2 separate regions of the Homo sapiens genome follow, and region 1 is linked to region 2. A link is a loop called in an ENCODE intact Hi-C map of the cell type or tissue named here. Cell type or tissue: endothelial cell of umbilical vein. All regions are shown on one strand. Each heading gives the region's core, and the rest is flanking DNA. Links, peaks and the distances in the headings are about the cores only.

Evidence for each region. A loop is a pair of places that touch in the nucleus more often than their neighbours do. Peaks named below come from ENCODE experiments on the same cell type or tissue, not always from the same donor. Only the 100,000 strongest peaks of a DNase experiment are listed, where the experiment ranks them.
Region 1: a loop joins it to region 2, with 1.8 times the contacts of the local background. A loop is called at or near these places in 3 of 110 quality-filtered maps.

What each region holds. Positions count from the first base shown.
Region 1 is chr2:152,499,768-152,516,225 of GRCh38, reverse strand. All of the region lies in intron 1 of FMNL2 (formin like 2), which reads right to left. Among named protein-coding and RNA genes, the nearest start is that of FMNL2, 170 kb to the right of the region's middle. RefSeq lists an enhancer at 14,459-15,034. In endothelial cell of umbilical vein, for the core only: no CTCF peak of the experiment used is centred there; DNase peaks (open chromatin) are centred at 7,465, 9,175 and 10,585; H3K27ac peaks cover 2,321 bases.
Region 2 is chr2:152,412,553-152,429,010 of GRCh38, reverse strand. The region is part of intron 1 of FMNL2 (formin like 2); the gene reads right to left. Among named protein-coding and RNA genes, the nearest start is that of FMNL2, 86 kb to the right of the region's middle. RefSeq lists enhancers at 3,886-4,611, 4,612-5,338. In endothelial cell of umbilical vein, for the core only: no CTCF peak of the experiment used is centred there; DNase peaks (open chromatin) are centred at 7,220 and 10,120; H3K27ac peaks cover 1,748 bases.

The sequences.
Region 1 (16,458 bases), core at 3,055-11,054, 88 kb before region 2:
TATTGTGCAACGGATCTCTAGAACTTTTCCATTTTGCAAAACAAACTCTGTACCCATCAAACAACAACTCCCCATGTTCCCTTCCCCGGAGCCATTACTTGTCGCTACAAAAAAGGAAATGGGATGGATTTCAACTGGATGGCTGGGTAGCACAATGAATTCTAATGAGACGGTGCAAGCAAGGATTTACTCATTTATTAGTTTTTGCTAGTTGGGCTCTGGAATTAGACTAGCTAGATTCTAATCCTGACTCTACTAATTACGGGTGATCTTAAACCACACTATTTGAATCCTAAAGCAAATGAAATTAGTAAACACCCCACAGTCGAAAAAGCCAGTAAATGTAATTCAAAACTGAAGAATCGAAATCAAGGGTCAAAAACAACAAGATGTACCATTTATTGACGGACTGGTATGTCTCAGGCACTTAGGCTCTTTGCATGCATTATCCAATTTAGTCTGTCTTATAATCCTGACAAGTAGTTATTATCTTTTCTATTTAACAGAGAAGGAAATCGGAGGACAAGGAGGTTAAGTAATTCCTCCATGCATGAGGTAGGTGGCAAAGCCAGGACTCAGAATAGAGGTCTGTATGATCATCCCCCTTCCATGACATTTAAACTACAATGTTTCTAAAATATGACTTATTTGAACTAAGCAATCTCACAATTCCACTTAAATAACCAGACACAGTCATTAGCACGAAAAGTGAAGGTGGAAATGCATGATATTAATATTTTCATATAAGATACTGGCATTTTAATTGAAGTATTTTAAGATGTTGAAAAATATAAACTGGAGCCAAAAAACTGACTGGGCTGAATACAGATAGCAAGGTACAGTGTCAAATCAATATATACTTAATAAACTCTGCCAAATAACAAATCAAGGTGAGGATACAAATACATGGTAAACTCAGGCTTTGACAAGGCATCAATGAAGCAGAAGGAAAGAAGATGAATACACAAATATAAAACGGAGCATGTCAAATAATCCGACAGAACCTCAGAGAAGGAGCCATTACTTTTTGCTACGGAAAGTAGAAAATACTATGCATTGAGCCTGGATGTGTGGGGAGGATGGTAAAGAATGGCATTAAATGACACAATATGGTTTCTAATGTGTGGGCTTTGGAGATGGGCCACCTGGGCTGCAATCATGACTACCACTCATTTAGAGTGTCATCTCAGCTAAGTTATTTATACTAAATCTCAGCTTCCTCACTTGTGACATGGAAATGATCACCATGGTAGTGATAAGCATCATGAGGGTGATGAGGATGGTGGTAATGTTACTACCTGCATCATAGAGTTTGGGCAAAATTAAATTCGATAATGTATGTACAGTAGCCTCACCCACATCTATGATTTTGCTTTCTGTTATTTCGCTATTTCAGTTCCCTGAGTTCAACCATGGCCCCAAAATAGGTTCGTGGAGAACAATAAGATATTTTGTGAGAGAGAGAGAGAACACATTCACATAAACTTTTATTATAGTATATTGTTACAATAGTTCTATTTTATGATTACTTATTGCTAATTTCTCACTGTGCCCAATTTATAAATTAAACTTTATCATAGGTATGTATATGTAGGAAAAACAATAGTATATATTAGTTTCAGTACTATTTAAGGTTCCAGATATCCACTGAGGGTCTTGACAAGTATCCCCCACGGATATGGGAGGATTACTATAAAATAGTACAAAAGTAAGTACACGGAAAGTACTCAGTATGTTAAATGATATTATTCATATTATCCTCATTATTTTAGGTAAAAGGAAAGATATGAACAAAGGCATGAACACAGGAGAAGGCAAAGAGCTGTGCATCACACAGAATAAACCAGGAGGTAAGGAGTGGGTAGCGTGAGACCAAGTTCATGTGGACATCAAACCAGATAATTTCAAACTTACTCTATGGCAGTGAGAAGTCATCGGCCAAAGAAATATCTAGGAAAAGTCTTCAAGGGGTCTTCAAATCAAATGAGGTAAATGATTCCTCCTGCTCTGTTAACTCTTCCTACATTGACATTTTTCCTTATACCATTATTGGGACATCAAATTAAGTCACTTGGAACTGAGTAATGTACCAATTCTCCTGAGTTCACTTGAAAATTACAACAGCTGAGGGCCTCAGCAGGGTGGCTGCAAATTCAGCACATGGCCTGCCCATCAATTCCCCTCACCTAAAATCCATTTCCTTCCATGACCTATATTCATGGTCCAAACAACTACCTGGCATCCTAAATTTTATTATCTTCCTAGCCTAGAGGATGCTGCTAAAATCTATTCAGCTTCTTTCCTGGCACAGGTCTCAGGCAGCCAGCCAAATAGTTCCCCAAAGTGAATCACCAGTCAGTCATTTTTCATTGTCACTGTTATTTTTATTGAATCATTGAGGGTACTAATATCACCGCCGTAGCCAGTGAAGCTCACAAAGGGAGAAATTAGGCTCTCCCTAATCTAGTAACATCTTGGAAATAAAAGCTGACTAGAAAGCTGTCCTTTCTGGGGAAACTGTGGTAATGAGACATACCTCTAATCTCTCAATCACAATCTTAGGTACAGTCTATTTTCTTAGAAGGCTTGCTTTCTTATGACTCCTCCATAACTTTTTTATAATCAAAAAGTACAGAGCTACAAGAGAAGCTTGTGATACATTCATTCTGTTCTGTCTTTTATAGGTGACCAAAACAGACTAAAAAGGTGAAAGCATTTGTCCAAGTTCACAGAACTGGTTATTACCAATGGTAGAGCAAAGACTTCAGGCTCAGGGGGACATGAAGAGATGTTGGTCAAGTTTCAGTTAGGCAGGATGAATAAATTCTGAAGATCTAATGTACAGCATGGTGACTCTAGTTAACAATACTGTATTGTATAGTTAACATTCGCTAAGAGGGTAAATCTTAAGTCCTCACCACACACACTAAAAAAGGAGGAAACGGTAACTTGAGAGATGATGGATATATTAATTAGTCTGACTCTCGTGATCATGTCTCTAGGTGGTTATCATTTCTCTGTGGTGTTCACACAACGATGAAATTGCCTAATGATGTATTTCTCAGAACCTGTCTCCATTGTTAAGCAACACAAAACTGTATATCAATACATCAGGTTATGCAGTTTAAAATATACCATTTTTCTGTATCCATTATATCTCAATGAAGCTGTTAAAGAGAACTCAGGCCAACATGTCTCTTATTATTTCTCTTTTAACATGAAAGAAGGATCACTTACATATGTTGGAGGGTGTTTGTGCACGTGTGTGAATACACATACAGAAGTTTCAGAAGATCAAATCAGATAACGCATGTAAAGTAGTTGGAACACTTGAAATTTGCTACTTTAATGCACCTCCATCTTTTCCTGACTATAGTTTTCTTAGAACAGAAGTGCCAGCACTTGCCACTGTCTTCATTCCTCCTTGATTTTGGGCTCCATCCACATAAAACAACCCATTTTGTTAATTTATGAACCTCTAGAAAATTATCCATTTTTTAAACCAGTGAACACAACCTAACAGACAAAAATGAATTCCCTAAATCTCATGTGAATTATCTACTGTTTTAAAGTAGTCACACTGTTGCCATCCTTTTTAAATGCAAATAAACAGGAGTTCATTAAAAAAGGAGCTCACTATGTACATATTTATGTTTATGGTATTTATTTAATTGCAAGGCCAGATTATCATCAATACAGACCAAGCTAGGTGGGAGAGCCAATCTTGTCCACAGGACAAAAGGGTGCAGCTATAGCAGTCAAGGACAAGCTCTCCCGCAGCCCATCTTCCTACTACTCCCCATATCATTGGCTTAGTGATTCAACATCTAATAGATGGAAAAACCACACATCCCTCCTCTGGCCAAAGTGCCAGCCCCTAAAATACAGATTCCTATTGCATTTAAACACAAAGAGAATAATGGAAAGAATCACTCATGCAATTTTTTTCAAACTTCATGTCTGATTTTCATTAGAGGTCTGCTGTCTAACGATTCTTGACATGTTCTGGATTTCAAAGAACTCTTCACCTACTGTCTGCTAACTGCTGTGCCAGGAGCTGTGTCTGAATCCACACATTTGTGTGCTGAATGAGGGAGTTACACAAGAGGCCACACTTGAGATGCTAGAAAACTCCTTCATGGGCAATGATTAGACAACATGAGGCCAAATATATTAAGGTACTAGGCTTGCTGGCACAGACCAAAATGCATCGAAATCCAGAGAAAGTGTTCTTATTCTGCTGTTGAATGTCAACTTTCTATGTGATAAGATCTGAAGAGTAAACTCAATTTGATAACTGAAGATACCAAACTCAAATTGTAACATATTAGATATCAAGATTCTACCACAAGAAAGCCATGAGACTGCAGTCTGTATCACCTGCTGATCTGAAGCAGTATATAATTTCACCTGTCCCACTGCCCTGGAACCCTGGCCTCACTCTCCCCCAGCCCTTTCCCAGCAACATATCTGTAATTCCCTTCTCAGGACATTAAGATTATCGCTAGTCTCCCTCTTCTCTTTCACAGCAGTCACTCTGGAAACGATTACTGAACCTGGATTCTATACTCAAGCTTGGCCCAGGTTACAGCCTCATACTATTCAATCTTATGATGGGGATCACCAAAGGAGGAAAAGAGTTCAAGTTTATGTTCAACTAAGGTCACGTCTTCTGAAATAACAAGAGAAAGATTATGCTTTTGTCTTAAAAATGAATATTTTTGCCATAACCATGATCAAAATTATAGCCTCAAATTCATGGCTTCTCATTTGCAAACAGCTGCAACTTCAAAGGTAGACTTGCTGTCATAGGCAGAATAATGGCCCCCAAAGATTTCCTCATCTCTATCCCAGGAACCTGTGAATTTTCCTTACATATTAAAATGTGATTTGCAGATATGATTAAGAACCTTGCGATGGGAAGATTATCCTGGATTACCTTGGTGGGAACCAGTTATAATCACAGGGTCCTTAAAAGTGAAAGAGTAATTTCAAAAGGTGGGGGCGGAATAAGTGTTGGCAGGGATTTGGAAAAACTGGTACCTTTGTTTATTGTTATTGGGAATATAAAATGGTACACCTACTATGGAAATCAGTGTGGTGGTTCCTGAAAATGTTGACCACACACTCAACAGAGGACCCTACATTTCTGCAATGAGGTATATATACAAAGGAATTAAAAACAGAGACTCAGATACCTGAAGTTATGATGTCCTAAGATTAAATTACCAAAAAAATTAAAAATAAAACTATCAACTCATGAAGGAGCCATGTTCTGAAGTAAAGTTCTGCCCTATCCAAACACACAGTAACACTGAGACAACTTAAGGTTTCACCACAACACGTGTTTATCAGTCTTGATGGTCTCATTTCCAGAAACCCACAGTGTCTCTCCAGACAAGCCCAGCCAAGATAGGCAGGAAAGCTGGAAAGTCTTGCGTGGCAGGCCTTCTGGTGTATGACAAGTGGATTAATTTTTCTGCTCTTAGTTTTCTCCTTCTTTGCACTCCTTTAGCCTGCCACTTAGCTTTTGGCTCTCACCCCTCGTGGTAGCGGAAAAGACCATGAAGTAAGTGTTTGCATCTGTGTGTACGACATCCTGGTATTAAAGTAATACTTTAACGTTGCTGGTATTTTTATGGTCAACACCAACAATCAACAAGTTAATTCACACATAATGTCTAAGGGAACACTTTCATAATTTTTTAAACTGCTAAACTCCTTAAGATGTCATAAAAATAGAAGAATTCCCAAAACAACTGACATAAGAGCAACTCAACAACATCAAGATCTTTTTGAGGGGACCACCAATCACATTCTATTTTACTGACTTCTCTTTCTATCCTTACAAAACTCCAAGTCCCTGGAAGGAAAAATAATTTGTTAGTCCTCTTTACAGCCACAGTACCCCAATAAAGTATCTTGTATTCAGATGGTGCATAATTATTGTCTAACAGAATTCTGCTCAGCCAAACAAGCTGCATTTCAATAAACAAAAGGCATTCTGCTCCAAGATCTTTAATCTCCTTTTAAACAAATAAGTAATTAGGAACAGAAAAGCAAGTGTCAAATTTAGTCATTATCTATTTGTACGTGGTTGTTAAATATTATACAAATACTAACAGAGTTTACTTCAACTCTGTAAAGTTAAAAATATATATTTAAAAGCTCCAGATAGGCCGAGCATCATGGCTCATGCCTATAATCCCAGTACTTTGGAAGGCTAAGGTGGGAGGATCATTTGGGCCCAGGAGTTGGAGACCAGCCTGGGCAACATAGTGAGATCCCATCTCTACAAAGAGAAACTTTTTTAATTGGCCAGGTGTGGCTGCATGTGCTTATAGTCCCAGCTACTCAGGAGGCTGGGGCAGGAGGATCACTTGAGCCATGAGCTCGAGGCTGCATTGACCCATGATTGTGCCACTGCACTCCAGCCTGGGCAACAGAGGAAGACCCTCTCTCAAAAAAAAAAAAAAAAAAAAAAAAAAGGTCCAGAGTACAGATATACCTTCTCTTATACTCCAGGCCTGGACCTGACCTGCCTCTCCTACCATCCCACTCACCTTCTCTCCATCAAACTTACATCTCAACCCAAGACCTGAGTCTTCTATATACCATGTTTGGGGTGACCTTTTCTTTGTATTATCTCTAATAGCACTTGTTCAAGGGACCAAATGTGACCGTATTGGTTGCCATTTCACATGTGTACACTTTTTATCCAATGAGAGGGAAAGTTCTCTGGCATATTTGGATGCTTTCTATAATACTCAGAACATGGACAGATACACAATACACATCTAACAGTTATGAGTTGAGCAAAAAAAAAAAATCCCATAATAAAATTAATTCTGATGTGTGGTACATGGAAATTTAGAATTTATACATACAATGCACAACAACTATAACATTAAATAATAGATTATTTATTAAATATGGCTGAACTAAATCATATTATAAACAGGTACCCTTAGATACCTCAATAAGAAGTACCTCTTTCTTGTTGGGGCATAAGGTTTTCAATGTTTGTCTATTTGGAGATAAAAAGGTTCATGTGAAATAAAATCCATGTCATTTGAGTTATGCCTGGTTTTATATTCTCACACCACAGTGGTACATTCTAGGTGTAAAGTGCTACCCAAGTGTGTGGTCTGGTTTCAGCCTAAAACAAGGAAGCATGGTGACATGTGCACTGCATGCACCAAGCAAGGCAATAAGAAGAAAGCATTTTCCAGGGTGGGCGCACACCTACATTTACAGACAAAGAATTTCTGGGAAGCAGGCCCTAGAGTGTGCACTATTCCATTTTAAGTGCTGGACTTGGTTGTGGGCAAGAAAAAGGAAAAAGCAAGCATGCATGCAAGACAGAGATGAAAATGGGCGGGGGGTGGCAGGATGCAGAAATCTGACTGTATTGACCCTCTGTGCGTCTCAGCTGGGTAAACCACAACAGTAGGCCTGGGGGACACGACCCTGGCTGCTGAACTCAGTACACCCACTCAATATGTTCTGGATGTAAACACTTTTCTCTTTCCTACAAAGCAGTGTTATGCTTCTCCAAAAGAGCTACAAGGATTTGGAAGAATGCCAAAATACCACATTGACCATTCAATCTTTGCATTCTTACATTCTATAACAACTCCGCCCCCATCACTCAAGAGATGAACCATAGCTAACTCACATGAACCAATCTATCCTTCTGCAAATTACACCTCAAGTCCTAAGGAGCCCAGGGCTAATGCAACGCACTTCATCCAGTACCTAATGTTGCTTCCCACCCAAAGTGTTTGCCAACTTGAAGCATACCTCTGATTTAGATCTGTCTTCTTCCAGAGGGAAATGCAACTCCAAGTGCAAATGAATCCCTGTTTGATTATTAGGTTTTATAGAGAAGTGACAGGATCAAGAGATTCCTAATTTTCAACTTGAGAAACTACTTAGCACTTACACACCTCCCTAAACAAGCCTTTAAAATCTGATCCTCCACACACCATCCTATCTCGGGGGTCTGTCGTTTCAGCGTTGCTGCAGTGTTCCATCCCAGTCAGCTGCCCACTGACAAATAGGTCCATTCATTGTCTCTCTCTTCTATACATATATTTATAAATGATAAGCACAATATATTCTCTGTTATTGCACATGGTTGGGCAACAGGCACACTGTTTAATAGAGAGGTGCCACACATACCATGCATGATTTCTAAGTGAATACGATTTATCAAATTAACACAAAAGCCATATTATCGTAACTTAATCTTTCTTTAATGACTCTGAAATAACTCCAGAATTTTAGAAAACGTCTTCTGGTCATCACAATAAATTACAATTACAACCTTTGGAATTACTCATACCTGGGTTCAAATTCCAATTACTAGCTGTTCACTCTGGCAAGTAACTAAATTTCTCTGAGTCTCGGTGTTTCTATTTGAAAATGAGAACAAAAAGATCTCCCTGTTAGGACCACCACGAAACACAAAAAGTACCTATCAAAACAGTAGTAGACACATGGACGGTAGCACAGTGTCCACAGAAGAGGCTGTGGCTGCAGACAAAGATTCTAGTCTTCAGGTAAAATAAGAAAATTTAAGTTTATATCACAGAACTGAAACTACTTGCTCGATGTTCATAGGCAAATCACTTAAATTACTTGAACTTTAGTCTCCTCATCTGTAAAATAAGGACAGTATCTACTCCAAGCGGATTTCAGGAGGAGCCTGATAGAAGAAGCTTTATATAGCAGGATTGTTATGAAAATCAAAAAGAAAATGAGAGAACACATGCAAAGTGTTTCATCAAGCTCAGTGCCTGACATAAGTGTTCAATAAACTTTAGCTATTCAGTACCAGAATATGATACAACCTAATTCAAAGAAGGGAGGGGTAAAGTGCTGGAGCATCTTAGTTTCTTTAACATAATGGCTTTGAGAGCTTCTCACACACAGACATAAAAATTTCTGGTGCCATAAACACAATGGATGTTTAGCTAACAGCCAAATAATGAACTAAATAGAAATGTCTAGATCTGTGGTTCTCAAATTGAGTGCCAAGGCACCCCCAAGCACTACAGTGAAATGAATGGAAGCTATGGGATTATTTCCAAAGGAAGCAACAAGACTCAAAATCAGAGACCGCACAAGCCACTAGCCTGAGGTGGTTCAAGTTTCTACCCTGAGTCACGCAACATTTCCTTTCCATAACATCTTACCTTTGCGAAACTGTTTTTTTAGCAGTTGCTGTGATAAAAGCAAGTAACAAGAGAAAATGAAAACTGAACAGGAAAGGAAGTGTGTGCACAATCTGAATTCAACGTGTGAAAGCTGTGCAGTGCCCCATAGCTACACACATATTGATAAGTAATTATGCTTTTAGAAGAATAAAATGAGTTTTTTCCTCACAATTTATATGTAATATTTTCTCAAACAGCCACTAAATTAGTAGAACATAAATAGTTGTTTAGACCTAAGTACTTAATAAATGGAATGGTTAGGTTTTTCTTTTGGTCTAGGAGGCACCATGAAAATTTTTGAGACACTAAAGATGCTATGACTGAAAAAGTTTGGAAACCTCTAGTCTAGATACTATCTACCTCCACCCCCATCACACCTGATATTACTACTTTCCCGCAGCACAGTACATTTTCCGTGTCCATGGGTTCCACATCTGTGGATTCAACCAACCATGGATCAAAAATATTTGAAAAAAAATGCATCTGTACTGAACATGTACAGACTTTCTTGCCACTATTCGCTAAACAATATAGTATAACAACTATTTACATAACATTTATACTATATCAGGTATTATAAGTAATCTAGACATGATTTAAAGTATAAGGGAGGATATGCATAGGTTTTAGGCAAATACATTCTATCAGGGACTTGAGCATTCATTGATTTTGGTATCCATGGGGAGGGGGTCCCAGAATCAGTCCTCCATAGATACCAAGGAAAGACCATATTCTAAAATAAAAGGCCCTCTATGAAGAATTTTAATCTTAAGCTGCATATGAGAAATTATTAAAACAGTTGGACATTGATTTGAGAAATAAATGCACAAATTTTTCAACTAAAGAAATTTTTATCATAAAAACGAGATATTTCCCTAGGGGTTCCATGTAACCAGGCTATCACATAGTACGCAGCACCCTAGTTACCTTGGCAAATAAACTTCAATCTAGGTAAGTTTTTTTCACATGTAACTTCTAAAGAAATCTTTCAGACTAAACACGGTTTCAAAACCATTTGCTAGAACTTAGCTTTGTGATAGAGTACAAATCTAAAATGCCTGCTGTCCTGGCATAATTATTAACAATGCCCCCTTTCACTCGAAAAGTACTCCAATCTGGATGATCAATTATATGGCCGCCCTGATTTACAAGCCAATTACATGTTGAAGAAATCAAGGTATGAATGTCTGCTTGTATTACTAGCTAAGCAAGAACGAGAGGTGTGATTCTGGGTTTCAGTTTTTTAAATAACTCATTATCAGACACTCGAAGACACGGCTGGAGCCGGCTGGAGCCCGATGACCCTTAGTATCCTTCTTCTAACCCACAGTCCTGTGACTCTGAAGTCACAATGGGTAGACAGTGAATCAGCACATCTAGCTGCCAAAGCTACTGACGAATTAGGCTCTGTACCTTACAGATTTCATGCACGTTTTACTAAGTTGTTGATAACCTGTAATAATAAGCCAAGTAATGACTTGGGTTTCCTTATTTAAAGAAATAAGAAGAAATGAGTAAAGAAAATATTACAAGAAAAGCAATTCATTAATTCTAAATTCTCCTTTGTTCAATTGTAACAAATTTAATATTTCATTTTAAAATAGTCACAGTTGGAATTGTTTCTAATTCTATCCATTTTTTTCCTTGTAACTCAACCTGCCCTTAGATAAATTTTAATATCTTTCTTCATACAAAACAACATTTCTTACTCATTAACACTATATTTTTTCTTCCCAAGAAACCCAGTGGCTGGTTTTCACACTTGACTCTCTACTATTCCTTTCTCTAAAAATGGAAGGTGCAAAGATTTTCTTTCTCACAAAATCTCTCATGCTTCAGGGTTTAAAAAAAAAAATCTTCTGACTTAGTAAATATAGACTCTCAAAGAATGAGCAGACTCGTGTGTGACTTTTCATAACATACACAGGACAGAAATACTACAAATAACTTTAGATAAACAGAGGGAAATATCATGCAATATCCCTCTAACTTGATTTCTGAAGAACTGTGCTTTAAATGTGATGGCATTTCAAGACAAAATTAACTTGCTGGTTTCACCTTTGCTTTTCCTTACACGTCAGTATTTTCTACATTTAAGGCCTAAGATGAACATGAATGACAGCATTCACCTTCTAGAACTCTGAGTGTCTTCAGAGTATTAATACACAGATATGCACATTCCTAAGCCCCCGCCTGACAGTAATGATTCAGGAATTCTGAGATCTGGGCCCAGGAATCTACATCTCTTACAAGCCTCTGAGATGAGATCCGTATGTACATAATTTCTTAGGTCTACTGATAAACAAGTGCCTCAGTGCATAAGAGATAGAAGCTTACATTCAGTAAACAACCCATTTACTCATTTCTCAAAATTTTGAGCATGAATATATTAAAACACACACACACAATGAGATGCGGCTATGGAGAGACACTAAACAGGTTTTTAAGAAGCCTCCCTGCGGCTGAGCGCGGTGGCTCATGCCTGTAATCCCAGCACTTTGGGAGGCCGAAGCAGGCGGATCACGAAGTCAGGAATTCGAGACCAGCCTGACCAACATGGTGAAACCCCATCTCTACGAAAAATAAAAAAATTAGCCGGTCGTGGTGGTGCATGCCTGTAATCCCAGCTACTCAGGAGGCTGAGACAGGAGAATCTCTTGAACCTAGGAGGCAGAGGTTGCAGTGAGCCGAGATTGGCCTGGGCGACACAGCAAGACCCCGTCTCGAAGAAAAGAAAAAAAAAAAAGCCTCCCTGCATGTGGGTAGGAGTCATCTTAGCAAAGGACATACTGATTGTTCTTTTTTGTTATTGTTGAGCCAGAGTCTCGCTCTGTCGCACAGGCTGGAGTGCAGTGGCACGATCTTGGCTTGCTGCAACCTCCGCCTCCCATGTTCAAGCAATTCTCATGCCCCAACCTCCCGCGTAGCTGGGACTACAGGCGCGTGCCACCACGCCCGGCTAATTTTTGTATTTTTAGTAGAGAACGGAATTTTGTCATGTTGACCAGGCTGGTCTCAAACTCCTGATCTCAAGTGACCCACCCGCCTCGGCCTCCCAAAGCGCAGAGGTTACAAGCATGTGCTACAATGCCCAGCTTGATTGTTCTTCATTGTGGAATGTGTAAACAGTTCCCCCACCTGAAGCAAGGGTGGAAATGCAGTTGTGAGAGAACATCCTGGCTCTTGTCCTAACAATTTTTTTCCCCACTGCAATACCTTCCCCAAATTTGTCTGACCCTTAGTAAAGAACTCCCATCAGCTCACTCTTTTCTGCAGTTCCCTCCTTACCCAACTTAGAATCCATGGCCCAGGTAAATAATGTTCTTGATCTTGCACCAGTGTTTCTTGCTCCTCTAGCTGTCTTTTTAGCACAGCCCCCAACACACCCCCAAACCTAGACAAACTCACTGACCAGTGATATAGATTTTTTGCTTGACCAAACTTTAGTCAGGCTCCTTTACATTCTCCTACATCCGTGTATACACTTCCTTATAAAATCTGGTTTTGGCAAGAACTCTAAGTCAGTTTATCCAGAATTCCCCACCCTCTATGTCTAATCACCCCCACTAATTAATTGGGTTCCTCATCCTCTCCCATTCCCCAGATGGTATCTGATCACCCTGGCCTGCCTTCAACAAGAATCCTATAATAGGTCAGGATCACTTTAACCAGAATTCTCTCCCTTTCTTCCCCTACTTCACTCCTATAGCCCTGATGTTTCCTCCTAGTAATTTTCCATCCACTGACCTCCACTCCACTCCTTGGCTATAAATTCCTATTTGTCCATGCTCTGTTCAGAATTGAGCTCAATCTCTCTCCCTCACTGCAAAAATCCCACTGCAGTGGTCCCTACGCCTATCGTGATGGTACTAAATAAAGTCTGCCTTACCATCTTGAACGAGTGTCATGAGTAATTCCTCTTTAATACCATTTTGTCCCTCCTGATACAGAAGCACCTGAGACTGCAGAGAGTGCCATGCAACAGGAAGATCAGTCAACCACAGAGCACCAACTATCACTTGCCCGGAAAACATCTACCCTCAACACTGCCCAGGGAACATCTACCTTCTTCTGGTCAACCATTTACAATCTCTTCCAACCTCCAACCTCCATACCCTCTCCTTACCCCCTTCTCTCAATATAGCCTCACCCCTTGTATGTCATGAAGGAAATAAACCCCCTTATACAAGAACTCGCTCCCTTTCCTGCTACTAAACTCGCAAACCCACCATACTTCTGTACCTTCCTCTCCCACTCTCCGCACAATGAAATAAAGATGGTACTTATTTTGTTGTTTTTGGGTTTTCTGGGTTTTTTTGAGTCGGAGTCTTGCTCTGTTGCCCAGGCTGGAGTGCAGTGGCACGACCTTGACTCACTGCAATCTCTGCCTCCCAGGTTCAAGCAATTCTCGTGCCTCAGCCTCCTGAGTAGCTGACACTACAGATGCCTGCCATCACACCTGGCTAATTTTTGTATTTTTAGTAGAGACATGGTTTCACCATTTTGGCCAGGCTGGTCTCAGACTCCTGACCTCAGGTGATCCACCCACCTTGGCCTCCCAAAGTGCTGGAATTACAGGCATGAGCCACCACGCCCGGCCCAAAGGCGGTATTTTTTCCTATCTTGGAGACCATCCCTCTTATATTCTTCTCTCATAGACCATTGTGAAAAATAAATGTTATAACCTGTGTTTCACAAAGCACAGTTTCTGACACATTAAAAAGAATTCAATGAATAGACGCTGCTTTCACCATTAAGGTTTCCAACAGGGTTGTACCTAGTGGGTGCTCCAAGGATGAAAACAATCAATCCTATATTTGAATGGGAAGAGAGAATCAGATAAGCACATCCTCAAGCAAAACTCTGTTAGCGCCACCTCGCCCAAAATAACCCAAGTGTTTTCCACAAGAAGAACTTACCCTATAGACTCGCACGAAGAACAAGGGGTTAAAAAGTTAAGGCATCAACATTTTCTTGTTTTTGATTTAAAAACTACTCAAAGCTACTGTTAAATGACAGGGCATAACAGTGAAAACTAGGTTCCTTTCCATACTTGCTACCATGCAGTTACAGTTTCTCCTTCCGGAAACTATAACTTATGAAATTTAAATGAACTAGAACGTTTGGATCACATTCAAAGTGTACACTGGACCTTCTGCCAATATGTAAATCGCAGGGGGTTCACAGGACCCCATTAGAGAAACAGTACAGTATGGACTTTCACAAGATTCATTCTCATCATCGTCTTCCTTCTAAATGGAGTCTTGGCAATTAATTACTCAAAATTAAAAAAAAAAAAGTCACGCAAATTTACACAGATGGAAACAGAATATCTTTACTTGTTAAAGCCAGGAACACAATCAGGCTCTTTGCTCCCTTCTGTGTAAATATTCCTGAGACCCTCTCACCCAAAACCGTGGACATCCTGGGGGATTTTGCTTTCCAGCATCAGGGCAAGCTGGCTAGTTTGGTTTGGAGCCTCTGTACTGGCTGCTCATTGAAGATAAACTTAACAATTGAATAGAGCCTTCATTAGCATTTCCATCAACCCATTGGGAGCTCTCAATATCAGCTCATAAAGAATTATGCTTTTAAGTTACATGTCTTTTAGAAGAGTCAGATACATTTTCTGAGTTCCCTTTTGGGAAGGTCATCCTTCAAGTTCAACTGAATGCAGGTAAAAGCTAACCCTATCCCCGAGTCACTTTAGAAAAGCAATTACATTCTTACATCAACAATATAGCAAGGATAAAAATATCAAAATAAAGAGATAATCCTTAAATACATTTAGCTTTAAGGAAAGCATATTAGGTTGAGGACTCTATTTGGGAATTACTGGCCCACAGGGTTTGATTTCAGGGCATAAGGGCACAAAGAATTGTTTTTACTGCCTGTAAAACTTTTAAAACCGTCATGAAAAATGTGAAAGATTTCATAGAAGAATCAAAATTTTCATCTTCTCATGAAAATTTGGAAGCCCTCACAGCACCGGCCTGCCTTGCCAGTATGGGCTAAAGCCGAGTGGCGCCTGCCTCGGTCAGGGACTTAACTCACAGGCTTGCCAAGGTTCCACCACTCCCTTTTGTGTCAAATCCAGGCAGATTTTACAAATTTAAGAGACCTAACTGACTCCTGTAGACATCCGAGTTTTGATGCCTGGTTTTTTTGTTTGTTTTACCCAGGCTGGAGTGAAGTGGTGTGATCTCGGCTCACTGCAACCTCTGCCTCGCTGGGGTTCAAGTGATTCCCCTGCCTCAGTCTCCCGAGTAGCTAGAATTACAGGCACCCGCCACCACACCCAGCTAATTTTTGTATTTTTAGTAGAAACAGGGTTTCGCCATGTTGGCCAGGCTGGTCTAGAACTCCTGACCTCAGGTGATCCACCGACCTCGACCTCCAAGTGCTAGGATTACAGGCGTGAGCCATCGCACCCGGCTTGATGCTCATTTTAAGGCATTGTTAGGATACTGGGATATGGTAGAGGGTAGGGGATCTATTTGCTGCGGTTGACAGCTGTTGATTCTTTAGCTGAACGAATCTCAGGTGCTTCTAAGAAAAACGTTCTGAGCCGGTAGATGGCAGAGTTTTAATTAATCAGGTGCTGGGGGGCTAAGCAGAGAGGAGGAGGAGATAGAACACGACATTTTTCCCACCAATAAATTTTGCCTGGGATCAGTCCTGTTTTTCTTTCTGATGAATGTTGTGAAATGAACATCAGACTGATTTCTTAATCTAAGTGTATTTCAGAGGATGATTTAGTTCTCACCCTCCTGCTCTCTTGGTGGGGCAGAAATATCCAATGATTCTTACTGTGATTTGTCAATTTTCCCCTGGGTGTTGCCTATAACAACATGTTCTCTTCACAGATTCCCCCACCCAAGTTGTTCTGCTCTGAAGTCAGCACTAATTCACTGTTCTGCTTTCATTAACATCTGCGGGTGAGCTCTAATAAAGTAAACCCAGCATTGCTTCAGGGGTCAATGCTCTATCTCCAGACTGCAAAAGAGAAAGCAGACAGACTTCCTCCAGGCTAGAGGAAAAAGAGAAAGAAACTCAGAAGAATTATTTAGTGCATCCAGAGTCGGGTTTTAGCCAACACAGTACAACTTATTTCTCCATGAACCAGTATTAGGAAAACCAAAAGCACCAGATCATCAAAATCACAAAAACAAGAACTCAGTGTACTGCTAATATGTGCATAAATGAATGTATTTATATGGATCATACTTATTCTAGG
Region 2 (16,458 bases), core at 4,145-12,144:
AGGCCCCAGTGTGTGTTGCTCCCCACCATGCTCCCATGTGTTCTCATCATTTAGCTCCCACTTGTAAGTGAGAACATGCAAGCTTTAACTATTTTCATGCAGCAGTGTTAGATGAATCTCTAGACAGACCAGAAAAATGGCATCAGACATTAGACTAGACCTTGAGGTATATGACATATTATAACTAGAAACACTTTCTACCCCACCACTCGAACTATCTCTATCCAAAGTCACTAATGACTTATGACCAATAGCCACATCACAGAATTATAGAACACAATTAGTCAAAACACAGGGTTTGCTATAAATTCTTATTTCAAAATACTAGAAACTTCTCAACCTCCCTAGATATTCTATAGGGGTCTTTACAAAAAGAATAAAATGGTATCATTTCAGGAAGGTTTTTAAAAGAGAGTCCTTAAAAAGTTGGCTATCTACCATATATTTGATGCAGCAAAAGGAAAAAGGCTCTTAAATTATGCAATAAGCTAACCTAGAAGACATCAAGAAACTAAATGGAAAATATATTTACAAATGAGAAGAAAAATACTGCAGGCAACACAAAGAGCAATAACCCATATTTCTATGGCATTTTAAACTTTACATTAAACTATAATGGCTTACTACAGCTGCCCCTTTGTTTCCATGATAAATCTGTACATAAAATAATTGTAAATTGTGGTTTGCTTGCTTTTTGTCCCTCACTGCCATTAAACCACAGACATCTAGAAAAGAAGAAAGCACGGTTCTGATTTGCTTTTGTTTTGCAGGATAGAGCAAGAAGCCTTGCACACAGAAGTCACTTAAAACATTTTTGGAATGAATATGTTACCAATCAGCAAATATTTTTCAAGTTTGATAAAATGCAAAGTTGGCAAGAATGGGTTGAGACAGGTACTCTCATACACCACTGGTAATTTAAATAGGTGTTGCCTTTTACAAAGGGGGAATGTGGCAATTTGGCAGTGTGACAATATCCTTTAAAGACAATGGCAAAGTTTCCATTATATACTGTTAATTGAAAAAGGCAAGGTATAGCACAGTACACTGAATGTAATCCTATGTTGTATTGTTTTAAAGGTAGAGTATACTCTGCATATAGGGTGACCACGTGTGGCCAAGGGTATGTGCACTGCACAAACCCAGGGGGAGTCATTCCTACTATAATCTAAATACAATCCATATATCTAATCCCAGGGGCCCTGCTTGACTGCATACACGATTCTGGAAGGATTTATAAGAAGCTTCATAGAGGTTATCTCAAACGTTAATACTGGGGGATAGAATTTACATGAAGAGGAGGAAGTCTTGTCTTCCCATGTTCTACCCTTTTGAAATGTTTTCATTTCACATATTACCTTGAAAGTTTTAGTCTCATTTTTAAGAGAGATGTTATGTTGAAAAAAAAAGACAATAATGGAAATTAAAACAACAAAAAATGATTTCATTTTATTTATTTATTTTTTAAGAAGGAGTCTCACTCTATCGCCTAGGCTGGAGTGCAGTGGCATGATCTCAACTCACTGCAACCTGTCTCCAGGGTTCAAGCGATTCTCCTGCCTCAGCCTCTCGAGTAGCTGCGACTACAGGAGCACAACACTATGCCTGGCTAATTTTTTTATTTTTAGTAGAGACTGGGTTTCACCATGTTGGCCAGGCTGGTCTCGAACTCCTGACCTCAAGTGATCCACCCATCTCAGCCTCCCAAAGTGCTGGTATTGCAGGTGTGAGCCACCACACCCAGCCAAACAATGATTTTAAAGCATTAACTTCTCCTGCTTTTAAACTTCCCATCTGGTTTCCCTCTTTCCTGTAAGTTATCTTTTAGGACTCAGGGGTTACTAGCACTGATTTTCATTTTATGCTAGTTTGGGACCTAATCAGAATGATTTCCTGCTCCTAACCGTTCCAACATCAGAGTAGGAGAAACAAACCAGGTTGATACAATCCTCTCCTACGAGGAGTTGGAAGAGGATTTTGTAAAACAAAAACACTGACTCGCTATTACATGCCATGTGAGCCATGAGGTAGAGACCAACGGGCATGGCAGGAAGAGTATGGGCCACAAATGCTTGATTTTTTATGTATTTCTTTAGATGGATGAGTTGTGCTTAAAATTTACTTTTCTTACAAATACCTGTTAGGCTTCTTAGAGACCACTGCCTAATGCAAACAGGTGATAAGGCTAAACTTTAAATATATTTCCTTATGGTAATTCAAGTTGACAATAGGAATAGGCTATAAACAGCTTTTCTAAATACCAAGTACTGCATATATGCAAAACAGATTGTTGTTTTATATGCTTCTGTGTTTCTCAAAAAAAAAAAAATCTCAGTATCAGCTGCCCATCAGAATCATCTGGGGAGCTTTGAAAAAACATCAGTATCTGGGCCCCACCTCTGACTAATGAAGTCGAACCACTGTGTCTGCACTGATGATCAAAAGAAAGCATTTCACATCAAGTCTGAGTACGTATTCATCTTGTGACGTGACAAAGTGAGATGAATTTTCAAGAACTATACATACAAACAATGCTTGAGGCACTGAAAGTGCACTGCCACATGGCTCCTGCCTTTGGAACAAAACTCTAAGCAAGTGATAAAACATACTAAGGGCTATGGCAACCACAACCGAGGGGCCATTGTCTTATATCTCTACCGGCTGCTTGTCTAGGCTGCTACCAGTGCTTAAAAGGTCTTCTAAATACACAAGTACCCTGTCTGACTTACTCCTAATAACAGCTGTTATTCCTACAGCTATTCTGGAGAGCATTTCAGCCACAGACACACAAAAATAAATAGCCAATGACACACAGCTCAAGGTCCATTGTGGCCTAAAGAACCCTGAGCTTCTCTTCCTCACTCCCTTTCTCCCTGTCACCCATCTCCATTTACTCAGATGCCATAACACTTAAATATTTTTATATAACACAATGAGGTAGATGTTAAAACTTCTTCATCATCCTGGAAATGATTTATCCCTACCATAAATCTATCACAACGTATACCCAAAGGCTAACAGAGGAGATATTCAACCTACCAGGTCAGAGAATCCTCCACAGAAAATTGCTAAAAGGTCCTGCAACCCTCTCTGTGTATTCTGGCCAAAGTTAATACAGTTTGTTTCCTGAAGTGCTCATACCAGAGAGATGGGATGGGGGAAGTCGTTTGGAAACCGCCAAGAACTATTGATTAGAAACACATGGGAAACCACAAAGGCATTACACCTTGACTTCAATTAACCAAAGGAGGGTTCATATCTCTTTCCAATGTTATAGACAAGACATACTTAAAGCTCCGCTCAAGATGTGTTTGGGGCATGTTTCACAATAAAAATACCTGGTATAAACACGACTGTAGAACTTTAAGTGGTTCTGGCATATTAAGATATATGGCTGTTTTGTTAAAATACTTTTTTGATCATTAAAAAGCAGTATAATTAGAACAAGTATTAGAAGGACTACCAATCATTTATTTTTATTTTTGGTTTTTGTTTGAAAATTAAGCCAAAGATATTTAAGAACAGAATTGTCAGAAAAAGATTATGTAATAAACAAGTTTCTATAACTGCCATGTACAGAGATTTTACTAACATTTTTATCACACTGAACTGAGAATTCTGAAGTCCAATTTAGGATTAATCACCAGGACAGAATGGAGGGAAATTATAAGACCACTTGGCAGTTACTCCATCTCAAATAACTCTGTCTCCAATTCCTTTACTGAAATAGCACATAGCACTCTTACCTAGAAAGATCTCATAGACCCGTCTATAGCTTTATAATAAGGCCCATATTGGATTTTCAGGATGCGAAAGCACCAGAAAATTAACCCAGAAAACTGGACTGCTCCTTTCATCTAACTCTTTACAGGGGTTTGGAAAACTGACTTGACCATTCTTAGGTTTCAATGCCTACTTATGTAAAATAAGCAGGTTGATTTTGAAGGTTTGCTAAAGTTCCTTTCAGCTCCAAAAATTTCTTCCAGTTTACAACTAGAACAAAAATGATACATGAAGAGTTAAAAGTGAATTAACAACACAAACTCAGCGCCCTTGTATCAATGCCATCACTTGATCAAAATGTTCCTATGGGCAACTAATGTGTTATACCAGACATAGTGTTTCAAGCTTTGGCTTTTCCAATTTTTAATATATTCTAACAGTTTTGACAGAATACCCTGCATTCCACATACTCACTTTGATTCCCTCTTGAGCATCTTCTTGTGACCTTTGATAAGTTAAAAGGGTCTTGAACTGGATGAAAGTCTGCCAGAAGCAAATGGAGGGGCATAACTTGGTAGAATAAAAAGATGGTAGGCCCGGGCTAGGAGTGGTGGCTTATGCCTGTAATCCCAGCACTTTGGGAGGCCGAGATGGGCGAATCACAAGGTCAGGAGTTCGAGACCAGCCTGGCCAACATGGTGAAGCCCTGTCTCTGTTAAAAATATAAAAATTAGCCGCGCATGGTGGCGCACGCCTGTAATCCCAGCTATTCGGGAGGCTGAGGCAGGAGAATCACTTGAACCCAGGAGGTGGAGGTTGCAGTGAGCCAAGATCATGCCACTGCACTGCAGCCTGGGTGACAGAATGAGACTACATCTCAAAAAAAAAAAAAAGATGGTAGGCCCAAAAAACACAAGCAGCAAATCAATCAATTAATAAATCCCAAGTACATTACACATTAAGTATGAAGAGTCAAATTTTCCTCCCACCAAAACGCGCTAATCCGTTATATTTACTAAATACAAAGGTGGACAGACACCCAGCCCGGGTTCCTTCATGTGTACCACCGAATACTTCCACAAGGTTTTTGTGCCCTAAGGACAGGGGAATGCTAAACAAAAACTAGAGTGGTCATTTTCCCTTTGAGGCCGAGAGGGAATTACTATCATGGTTGCTATCTTCCAAATTCAGAGAAAGGTAATTTTTAGTGAACAGCTGAACTTAATGACTATACCAGCCTCATGAGCTTCCCTCCCCAGAATCCTAGCACACTAGGAGATCAAAAGGCCTTCCCCCTAAACAAAGAAAAGGTCCCAGGCTTCAAAATAGGCAAGGTTAATGGGCAGACCCACCAACTATAATACAACCATTTGCAAAAGAAGAGGAAGGAGGTGGGCTAAGGATATGGGGCAATGGGCCCAGTTCCTCCCACAGATCATTCCAGACCAGGCTTTTCAGACCTTCACCAAGGACCTTTTGACCAGAACACAGACACCCCCAACCCCCAACTCCCTCAGGTAAGGGACCTCAAAAGCACATCACTCTAGCTCTCTGAGGTCCAATATAGAAAGCAAAAGTCCATCAAAGCATGTTTTGCTCCCTATGATACCAAGGCAAAGAAGAGGAGGGTAAATGGACAGAGGAATCCTAGATTACTGACAAATGCCATGCAGACCACCAGGATGGATTTATCGGATCTTATTTTATTCTGTACTAAGGCATCTGAGACCCAGGGCTATCTGAAGCTCTGGCTGTTTCCTAGAAGGTACTGGCTTTTACTCTTCCTGATGCCTTCCATCCATCTAGTTAGCTACTGCTTCCCCCATTCTTTCTGGTCTCATCAGGTGCTTTAGAGTGCTTAGAATAACACGTTTTGATTCCCAACTCCATCATTACCAGCTCTGTGACACTGGCCAATCTATTTACCTTTTCTATGCTTCTGTTTCTCTATCTGTAAAATACAAATATTAAGAGTACCTTTCTCAAAGTGTGTCAAGAGGAATCAACGAATTCAATGAGTTAATCTTCACAAAGCACTTAGAACAGTGCCTGACATATGGTGAGTGCTATATTGTTTGATTAAAATTAAATAATATAACTGGATTGTTTTTAACACAAAAAATAAATGCTTCAGGGAAGATATCCCATTTTACATTATGTGATTATTACACATTCCATGCCTGTACCAAAACATCTCATGTACCCCATAAATATATATGCCTACTATGTACCCACAAAAATTAAAATAAAAAAATTTTACTTAAATAATTTTCAAAGATGATTTCTTCTTCTTCATAGCCAGCTAGAGAACCTAATAGCACATCAGAGAAGGGTACCTTAAAAGAGCAGTTTAAAACTGACACAACTGTTGCAAAGTTTCTTTTGGGGCAATGGAAGTATTTCCAAATTAGATTGTGGCAATGGTGGCACCACTCTGTAAATCTACTAAAAATCATTCAAGGCCGGTTGCGGTGGCTCACGCCTGTAATCCCAGTACTTTAGGAGCCTAGGCGGGTGAATTCCTTGAGCTCAGGAGTTCAAGACCAGCCTGGGAAACATGGCAAAATCAAGTCTCTACAAAAAATACAAAAATTAGCCGGGCGTGATGGTGCATGCCTGTAGTCCCAGCTCCTGGGGAGGCTGAGATAGGAGGATGGCTTGAGGTGAGCCCGGAGGCAGAAGATGCAGTGAGCCAAGATGGTGTCATTACACTTCAGCTTGGGTGACAGTGCAAGACCCTGTCTCCCAAGGAAAACTCCCCCACAAAAAAATCATTTCGGTCTATACTTTAAAATGAGTGAATTTTATGGCATTTAAAGTATACCTCAATAAAGCCATTAACAAAAAAAGAATGAGACAACCATTTATCCAATGAATCAACTATTAAGTCACAAAATCCAGGATGCCAATCTATTCCTGGTCCCCCTTCAGGCAACAGCATGACAATGATGATCACGGGGCATCATGAACATATGTGATCTCTTCACATTGGGCATCCGTGACTTAAAGAATGGGCAAAACACAGAACGAGGGAATCCCTAGGAGGCTTTCAGCTTCTGGGAAGAATGTTTCACATACCCACAAAACAATTTAAGCCCTTTGTAACTAAGAAAACATGCCTCAACAGGCAAGTACTTTCCCTGAACTTCTTAAGCCTATTCCCCTAAACATGGGAGGCAGCAGGTTTGACCTAAAGAGCTCAGGCCCTGTCAGATTTACAAAGGTGATTAGATGATTTCAAATTCAGCCTGCATGGCCTAAAACAGTTTATTTTGACCTATCCACACCGGTTTCCTCATCAATAAACCTACCTAGCTTGAAGGCATTACTTAGGATTGGAGATAATAAACGTAAAATACCTAATGTTTGACACAGGGTAGGCATCAAACACAGTAGTGCAGTAATAGCAATTACTTCATAGTTAAATATAAACATAATAAAATGCACAGTGAGAGATCATCATGCAAAATAAGGGAACCAAACCTTTTCTCTACACTTACGCAATTTCTATAACATCACTCCCTGGTCATATCTCTCTGAGTGCACATGACTCAGTACAAAGGAAATGAGCTCCCGGGTAGCCAGTAATCAGTAACAGGAAAGGCACTGCTGCCAACAGAATTGAATCATCTCACATTTCTCGAAGTTCCTAGGTGAATTCAGTGTCCTCTGAGAAGGCTTTGGAGAAAGCCACATGAGGAGGATTTTGGGAGGCAGAATATACAACTCTCTACTCTTAGTCATGTCTGTGCATTTCACATAGTAAGTAGCCACTCCTATATTTCCCCCTTTGCAGAGCCTGTGGATGGAGATTTACATCTCACAATTGCACTTGAGTTTCCCCAGAGAGGTTAGCACTGATTTGTTGTCCCAACACGGTTGCATGTTATTAATTGTCCAGAAACAGAATGATATGGCAATGGTGCTTAGGTTGTACCTGTAACCCTAACACTGCTGCAAATATAGTAGGATAATTAATTTGTGGTTGGTTCAAATACCTCACATTACCGGCTTTGGGATAAAACAAATTACTGCCCACAGTAAGCCATGAATTTATTTTTCAAAGACTTGAAGTCATTCATTCCACTGACTTCCTCAGAGCCAAAGATACTGACAGAAGTGTTGTACCCACTGACAAGAAAATGCCTAAAGGGGAAATGAGTTGTTAGGGTGGCGGGGCTGGGCAGGGCGTTGTTTCATTTCAGTTTTACCATTTTACCTACTAATAACAATGCTTACACAGTATTATGTGTTTCCAAAATGTCCCCACATACAAGATGCGTTGGACGGTACCCTACAATCCTTGCAGAAAGGCAAGCAACCAACGCCAGACATCTCAGGCGAATAACAGGCAAATCTGAGTCCGAAACCCAGTTCTTCCTACTCCTAGTCTTTCCTGTGCTCAATTTCATGATGCTTCTACAACTGGGATTCAGAGTGGAACTCAGTCAAGGTTTTTCCACCAGTAGGTTTGTAATAACTTACAAAGGTACCGTCACAGAAGGCACCCCCTGCAACCTCATAGTGGAGGATAAAGTCCCTCAGGTCCATTCAAATCACTTTTCTCTTTGCTTTAGTCTGCAGATCTCCACATTAATCAGTTGGGATGACCTGGGAGGCAGCTCAGTGCTGCATCTATCTGGCAATTTTTGGAATGAGATGTCGCTGGTCAGCTCCTTCCTGAAACAGAGATGAGCTCACCATTGATACCCAATGCCCCAGTGCTGAGTACCATCCTTGTCACTTCTGCCTTGTAAGATAAGCAACAATTCTCGGAGAAAGACCTTATTAAAGCCAGTACTTTCAGATCATACTCAGAAACCGATGCTTCTTTCCAAAAACTTCAGGTTCAAAAAGCAGTTACTAGGAAAGGGGTGTGACTTTTTTTCCTACTGGCATTTTAAGTAATATTCAGCTTGTACTCTTAAAAATCACGTTTACAAATGAAACTCTACAGAAAACACTTTTTAACTCAGTTCTACCAACAGTTCCATTTGGCTTACAGGCATTCTCTGTATATTCTGAAAGTTTCTATAATTTGTGGTGACCAAATTCGTCTTTTCACAAGGCATTCATTTCTGTGTCACTACTCTCTTTTAAATACTCTGGTGTTTACTAACCATACCCTGTAATCTCTGTTAATGGGGTAGTTCAAGATTCCTTTTCAAAGGCTTTTTGCTTTAATTACTGCTTTAGCCTTTTGGTAAAACTCGGCTTTTAGCAAACTGGCCTGCAGGGGACAAGTTTTTAAATTATTCTCAAGCTTTCCCTATCCCTTTCCAAGTTTTTCCAAACTACTTAAAAACCTCTCAGCCTTGAGGGAAGGATGATAAATTGGATGATTTTGCTGTCTCTGATGCCTGGCATTAGTCTTGGTTTAATCCATTTTTGTCTCACCAGAAACTTGCCTGTTACAATCGGAGTCTCTCCCATATTCTGCAGCTTCCAGCAAGTGTATTCCCTGATAAAGCTCCCCCAGAGTTCCAAAACAGGTCACAGGGAGCCCAACAGTCCTCCTGGGGTGGTCTCAGGGGCGCCTAGACACAGTTTTGCCCTGTGTTTCTCCTTTCTGTAGTGAAGCCCACATTTGGATTCTTGGTTCAAATGCTTTTCTTCAGAAAACTGGTAACTTCAGGATGGATCCCAGAAAAAAGCTATTAAAATTAGTCATTTTAGATCTCAAAAATAAATTAATTTACTCCTCCTGAGGCTTGGTACCCTTTGACCATCACGTTACCATTTCCCCCAGCCCCTGGTAACCACTCATCTACTTTCTGCCTCTATGAATTCGATTGTTTTGATCCCACATATGTAAGAACATGTGGTGTCTTTCTGTGTTTCGCTTACTTCACTTAGCATGTTTTCTAATTCCACTCATGTTGTCGCAAATGACAGAATTTCTTCCTTTTTTGAGGGCTATTCCACAGCATGGTAAATACAATAATAGCATACTGTACATTTCGATATCACTAGGAGAAAATCTCAAATGTTATAAAAAAGTTAAATATTTGAGGTGAATAGGTTAGGTAGCTTGATTTAATCATTCCACATTGAGTTCAAACATCATTACATCACTTTGTACCCCCTTAAGTATTTGCAACTATAATTTGTCCATATATAATAAAAAACAAAAAAAGTCCTTTGAAAGGCAAAAAGAGAACATGACAAAATATTAACTGATCAAGGATGAAAAATAAGTACACTCTGTTTAAACATAGTTTTAAAAAACCTATGCATAAGTACAAATCAAAACCACAATGAGATGCTGTTTCATACCCATCAGAATGACTATTATTAAAAAAAAAAAAAAAGGAAAAGACACATATCCTTTGCAAGCATATAAGGATATGGAGGGCTCGGAACCCTCGTGCATTGCTAGGGTGCAGCAGACACCGTGGAAACAGTATGATGCTTCCTCACAAAGCTAAACATAGAATTACCATATGATTCAGCAACTCCACTTCCAGTTACATACTCAAAAGTACTGAAAGCAGAAACTTAAACAGATACTTGTAACCAATGTTCATAGTAGCATTATGTAGAATAACCTAAAGGTAGAAACAACTCATATGTCCATCAATAGATGCATAGATAAACAAAATGAGGTTTCTATCCATGCAATGGAGTATTACTGTTCAGCCTTAAAAAAGAATGAAATTCTGACAAATGCTACAACAAGAATGAACCTTACCAACATTATACTAAGTGAAATCAACCAGACACAAAAGGACACAACTTCCCTGATTCCACTTATGAGTTACATTGAATAGGCATATTCATGGGGACTGAGAAGGAGAACAGTGGTTACCAGGGGAAGGGGTGGGGGGAATGAAGAGTTACTGTTTAATGGGTAGAGAGTTTCAGTTTGGGAACATGAAAAGTTCTGGACACAGACGGTGAAGATCATTGCACCACCAACAATACAAATGTACTTAATGCCACTGAACCGTATGCTTAAAAATGGCAAGGATGGTAAATTTTATCTTAACGTTTTACCACAGCAAAAAATAAAAATTAAAAACGTGGCCAAAAAATGAAATGAAAAAGAAAATCACCATGTAAATGCAATGGACTAAGGGGTAATTTTTCTATGTTTCAATTCTTCCAAAAGAGCTGCTATAATTTTTAAAAATTAATGCATTTGCTGGGTGCAGTGGCTTATGCCTGTAATCCTAGCAGTTTGGGAGTCTAAGGCAGGCAGATTATCTGAGCTCAGGAGTTCGAGACCACCCTGGGCAACATGGTGAAACCCCATCTCTACTAAAATACAAAAAATTAGCCAGGCATGGTGGCAAGCACCTGTAGTCCCACCTACTCGGGAGGCTGAGGCATGAGAATTGCTTAAACCCAGAAGGCAGAGGTTCAATCAGCGAGATCAGTGAGCCGAGATCATGACACTGCACTCCAGCCTGGGCAAACAGAGCAAGACTCTGTCTCAAAAGAAAAAATAATAATAATAAAAATAATGCATTTACTCACACACTCACTGGTGCACAAATAAATAGGCAGGGCAGGTCAAAAATAACAGTCTGGGTTCAGTGGGAAATTTAGCTCTAACAATATGAGGCACAGAGGAGGTGAGTTACATGTCAGAGGAGCAGGCAGCAACCGTAGATGGAAGCAGAGCAAAAGGGGATATACATCAGGTGCCAGCATGTTTTCTTCCTTCTGATCTTTTGCCTCGAAAGCCAGCCTTTCAGCCTAAGCCTCAAGGCCCTGATCACCTTGGGTGATGTGCACAGATCACAGGAACACCTCAATGTAAGCAAATCCAACCTTGCAATGCCCTAGACTATTTCCTGATCCCCGCTTGGTCCCACTGTCAGCACAGCACAACAACCAACAAGGCTGTTAACCTGCCCCAAGAGTCTTACAAATCAGCAGATTCAGCTGACAGAAAGCCAAGGAATTTTCTCTCCACATCGATGTCATTCAATGAAGACTTCTGCTTAAACCAGAACCGTGAAGTTTTGTATCCGGAGACTTCAAGCACAAGTTCAACACCAACCTCCAACAGACACCTCTCAATCACTGGCCCTAAAGGAGCAGAAGGGCATCCATTCACAGATCAATGTGTGTATTTTCTAATTAGCTTAAGGAACTTTGCACATGTCAGATTTGAACGTCTATGCTACCTTATGGTTTGTTCAGGTAATTTCGTGTTCCCTAATGAGACTAGGATAAGTAATCGTGTAGAAGTTAATACAGAATTGTAATTCACTACAGATACCCACAGAGGACAACCTATGCCTGTATTGTTAAGGTTTGACTATCCAGATCTACAAATTCAAGTTGAAACTTATTTCAGCCCTCCTTGGAACAGTCCACTAATCTAGAAAACACTGGGACTATTCTTCCCGAGCAGTGAAACATCCACACAGGTTAGTAACTACAGGCTGCTCTAATTAATTACCTGAGACACAATTGGTGGATGTTAGAGTTTGTTATGTTGTTGTATTTTTAATTCCATTTGCCTACTTGATCCACATTTTCATGCCTTGGCTGTGACACTTTAGAAATTAAAACATCCCAATAGTGTATAATTAAAAGTTAAATATAGCAGCTACAATCTAATTTCATTGAAAGTCTCCTCCAAATCACAGAAGTGCCACTGGCCTGGCCTGGCTAGAAGTCAGCATGGACAACTCTAGATTCAGGCACTTTCAACTGTGATGCATTTGTAAAAGCTGCAGCTGGGCAATGGAAAGAAGTAACATATTTGATTCTAGCTTTGGTCTTTTACTTCAAATGTTAGAGAAACTGAGATGTTATGGAAGCTTTGCCAACCATCTAAGCAGCCCTCTCCAGTGGGGGATAAACTCTGGTGCAGTTTCTTATAGAAATTAGAAAGTCAGTTCATTCTTCATAAAAGCTGAAGACAAAAAATAAATGAGTCAGTAGTTACTATTAGTTACTAGTTTTGCTTTGATAAAAGAAGTGAACACCACTTCCCAAGTCAATTCCAGAAATGTGGTAAGTACACCACACTCCCTGCCCTGTCTCTGGAGGTATCTTTGTATCCTCTTTCACCAGCAACCTCCAGCTCTCATAGGCATCCTGGTAAGATGAGAAGACTTCTGCCTCTTCCCTTATGGTTACCGAAGAAAGTTTCAATAGTACCTCTGGAAAATGAGCCGTATGTCCATAACACTATCCCTCTACTCACCAGTCTCTCTAGAAGTAGTTTTGCAATCCTGAAAAGCCCTCCTCCATCCATGCTTGGCAGATGCTCCAATAAGTGGGGTTTTTCCAAAACTCAGTGAGGCCAACACTGAACATCCATTTCCTGCATGCCAAACTTCACATGAGCTGGCAGCCCTAGGAAGGGGCATCTGAATTCAGCTCTTGCACTTATCTGGATAAAGACGGCTGCCATTGTTGCCCTGGTGACCACATTCACTTTGGCAGAAGCAGCTATGGTAAATATTTCTTCAGAGAATCAATTCACATCAACCATGTCCCTTTGGTGAAGAAACTACTTGCTAATTTATCTTGGGAAAACTTTTCTCTGAAAGTTTACAATGTTTAAAGGCGGCACTATCTCTCCTCTGACTTCTATGGCATAGCATGGAGCCCACAACTGGCTTATTTGGAACAAACTTAATATCCTAGGAGTAGATACCAACTATAGCATAGTTCAGAGGGGGGAAAAAATTCTCTTGAACTCAATATTAGTATTACCCACCTCAAAAATAGACCAGTGTGTCAGCAAGCTCTACCTGAGGTATGCCTAGATTCTAAGTTGCCAAAATGGAAAACATCAGGCAGGAGAAAACAGAAGACACAAATCATATCTGTAGAGTGAGTCACCGTTTTCAAAAACAGCTTTAGGAAACAATAGATCACCTTCTCCCTACAACAAGCCTGTGAAGTAAGCTGAGTGTTATCATCCCTATTGTACAGATAAGGCTGAAGAGGTGAGGTCATTTACCCACAGGTACTCAAAATGCAGCAGAGCTGCGTGGTGAACTGAGGTCTTGACAAATCCAAGCTGCTTCTGTATAGACCATGCTGTCTCCGAGCCAAGAACCTGCATGATTCAAAAACTCCTCCATCACTGAGAGGTGGGTGTTCACATTAACATGATCAATCCCTGGGGTTTTTTTGTTTTTTTTTTTTAATGTATCAGAACTGACATAAAGTTGCCAAAGGGAAGAAGATTCACACCTCTGCTGTAGGTTTCTGCACCACAGCTTAAAATGACCCAAGTATTAGTGACCCACAGCACAGCTGAATCTGTGGAAAGATACTTTGTACTGGAATTTTGTGATATTTTGATAAGTCCAAGAGGAACTCAGGGACCTTCCCACACATATATCTCACATTCCCCTGACAAACAATGGCAGTTGCTAGACACCCAAGGTCTCCATCACTTCATTAAATCTTTTGTAAGAGTATTACAGGCAGCAACCAGTGAGTGTTGAGGTACACAGGTATGGCTGACAGTTAATGTGAATGCACATGAAAGAGGGCAACCTCAGAGTTAGGAAAAGAAGAATCATCTTCATCCAAAAGAAACAGCTAGGAAGGACTGGTAGAAGGTGCAGAGTTGTAAAGACTTGAGCTTACCTAAAATGGCCTCGAACTCTCCAGCTCGAACTCTCCAGCTAAAATGGCCTCGAACTCTCCAGATGCCAGGGCCATCTGGTTTAGGTGGACCTGGTCATTCAAATCTCCACTTGAGGGGCTACTGTGGGCCAGATGTCATACTAGAAAGAGACAGGATAGTCCTTGCTATGAAAGAGCTTTCAGCCTCAATGGGAAACCAGAAAGCTTCCATCTTTATTCTAGGGAGCTCACAGCTCAGCGGTGAGGATGTCCCCTTCTGACTAACACATGTCCACGGAGAAGTGATACTGGGCAATAACTTTAATGAAAGTTACAAACAGGTTCAGCAAGTAAGAGCTACTATGAGAGAGATTCAAGTAGGAAATAAGGGTAACATCACTCCACCCCCAGTGAGATTCATTAAGAATCATGAGCTTTTCCAAAGGAAAGCAATATACAAAAAACAAAGAGGTGAAAGAGTCTGTATTAGACTGTAGTAAATCAAAGACGTATCCTATAATCTGTAGGATAACCACAAGAAGAGTAAAATACTGTGTAGTTAGCAGGTTCAGAAATAGGAAAAATGGACTGAAAATCTGTGCCTAATCCAAAGTCAAAAAGGAGGAAAAAAAAACATAAAACAGGTAGATCAAATAGAAAACAAACTGTAAGACAGCAAACATAAGCTCGTGTACATCAATAATCACATTTATGGCAAACAGATGCATTACTCCAAATAAAATAACCTAAAAACAAAAATCCTTTTTAAATGGACAAAGACAGTGAGGAAGAAGAACAACTCAAGTACATCACAAAAAGCATGCAAGAGGATAAAAGTCACCACATGGGTCTGTCTTGTTGCCCACAAGGAGGAGTCTGCCAAGCCTATCATGGTGCTGTGTCCATCGGTATCCGTATCTTTCACAACTCATTTGTTTGCCTCCATGCAGTGTTAGGAAAGCAAATCACTTTATTGGAGAAGGCCATAGAAAACTCTGCTGTCTTGCTGATTCTTTATTTAGAAAGCCCTTGTTCCTCCCTGTTAGGGCTAATTCATTTAGTGCATCCTTGCATATGCACATTAGACCCTGCATTGTATCTAGATTATCACATTGTTTTATTGGAAACTGCCTAACTACTTTTCTGGGGGACACCATTAATCATGGAAAGGGATCCACTAGTCCTACCCACATTCCTTGCCCCACCTTCTCCTCCTCCCCCATGCCCCAGCCTCCAAGTACCAGGCTCCATTAGTATAGTAATAAAACCACTACTGTTTGGTTAGCAGTAATGAGTTCTAAAAGTATCAATGGAGTGTTTCATGGATAAAGACCATTGTTAGGTGCAGCAAACTTTCCCGGCATCAATCAACTACATACAGTAGATTGTAGCAGCATTTTTTTTTTAAGCATGTCAGGAATGCAATGAAAAATAGCACAATTCTTACTCCTCAAGGACAATACAATGTAGCTCAGACAACTAAACACAATGACTGGTGAATAAATACACTAATTTCTACAGAAGCTGGCTCTATTGTATCCTTGTTTTAAAATCTGGGTTTCATTGTCCTAGTGTCCTAGTGTCTGTTGCCACCTGCCCACCCCCAAAAACTGTCACCTTGACTTGCCAATGATATCTTTTATGTTTTATATCTGTTAACTTTTTAAGATGAGGAAGATAAGAAGGAAGGAAAGTAGAGTCAAATAGTTTTGTCATAGTTTTCTATCTGCTGGGTTAGAAAGGGGCTAGCTGATTAACCCTCCTGGGGTTAATGGTTCAACAGGTTGAGCCATGAGATTGCTGCTATTCAACCATTTCTGACCTATAACAGCAGCAAGTTCATATGGTCCAAACTAATGGCAACAGAAATACTTGACTACTTGGTTAAGAAAAGATATGGAAATAATTTCCATTTCAGTTTAGCTTTTTTTTTGAGACAGGGTCTCACTGTGTCACCCAGGTTGGAGTGCAGCAGCACAATCATGGCTCACTGCAGCCTCACCTCCTGAGTTCAAGTGATCCTCCCACCTCAGCCTCCCAAGTAGCTGGGAGTACAGGTGCACACAACCACACCTGGCTAATTTTTGTATTTTTTTTAAGAGATGGGGTCTTGCTATGTTGCCCAGGCTGGTCTTCAATGCCTGGGCTAAAGCAATCTGCCCACCTCTGCCTTCCCAAGTGCTGGGA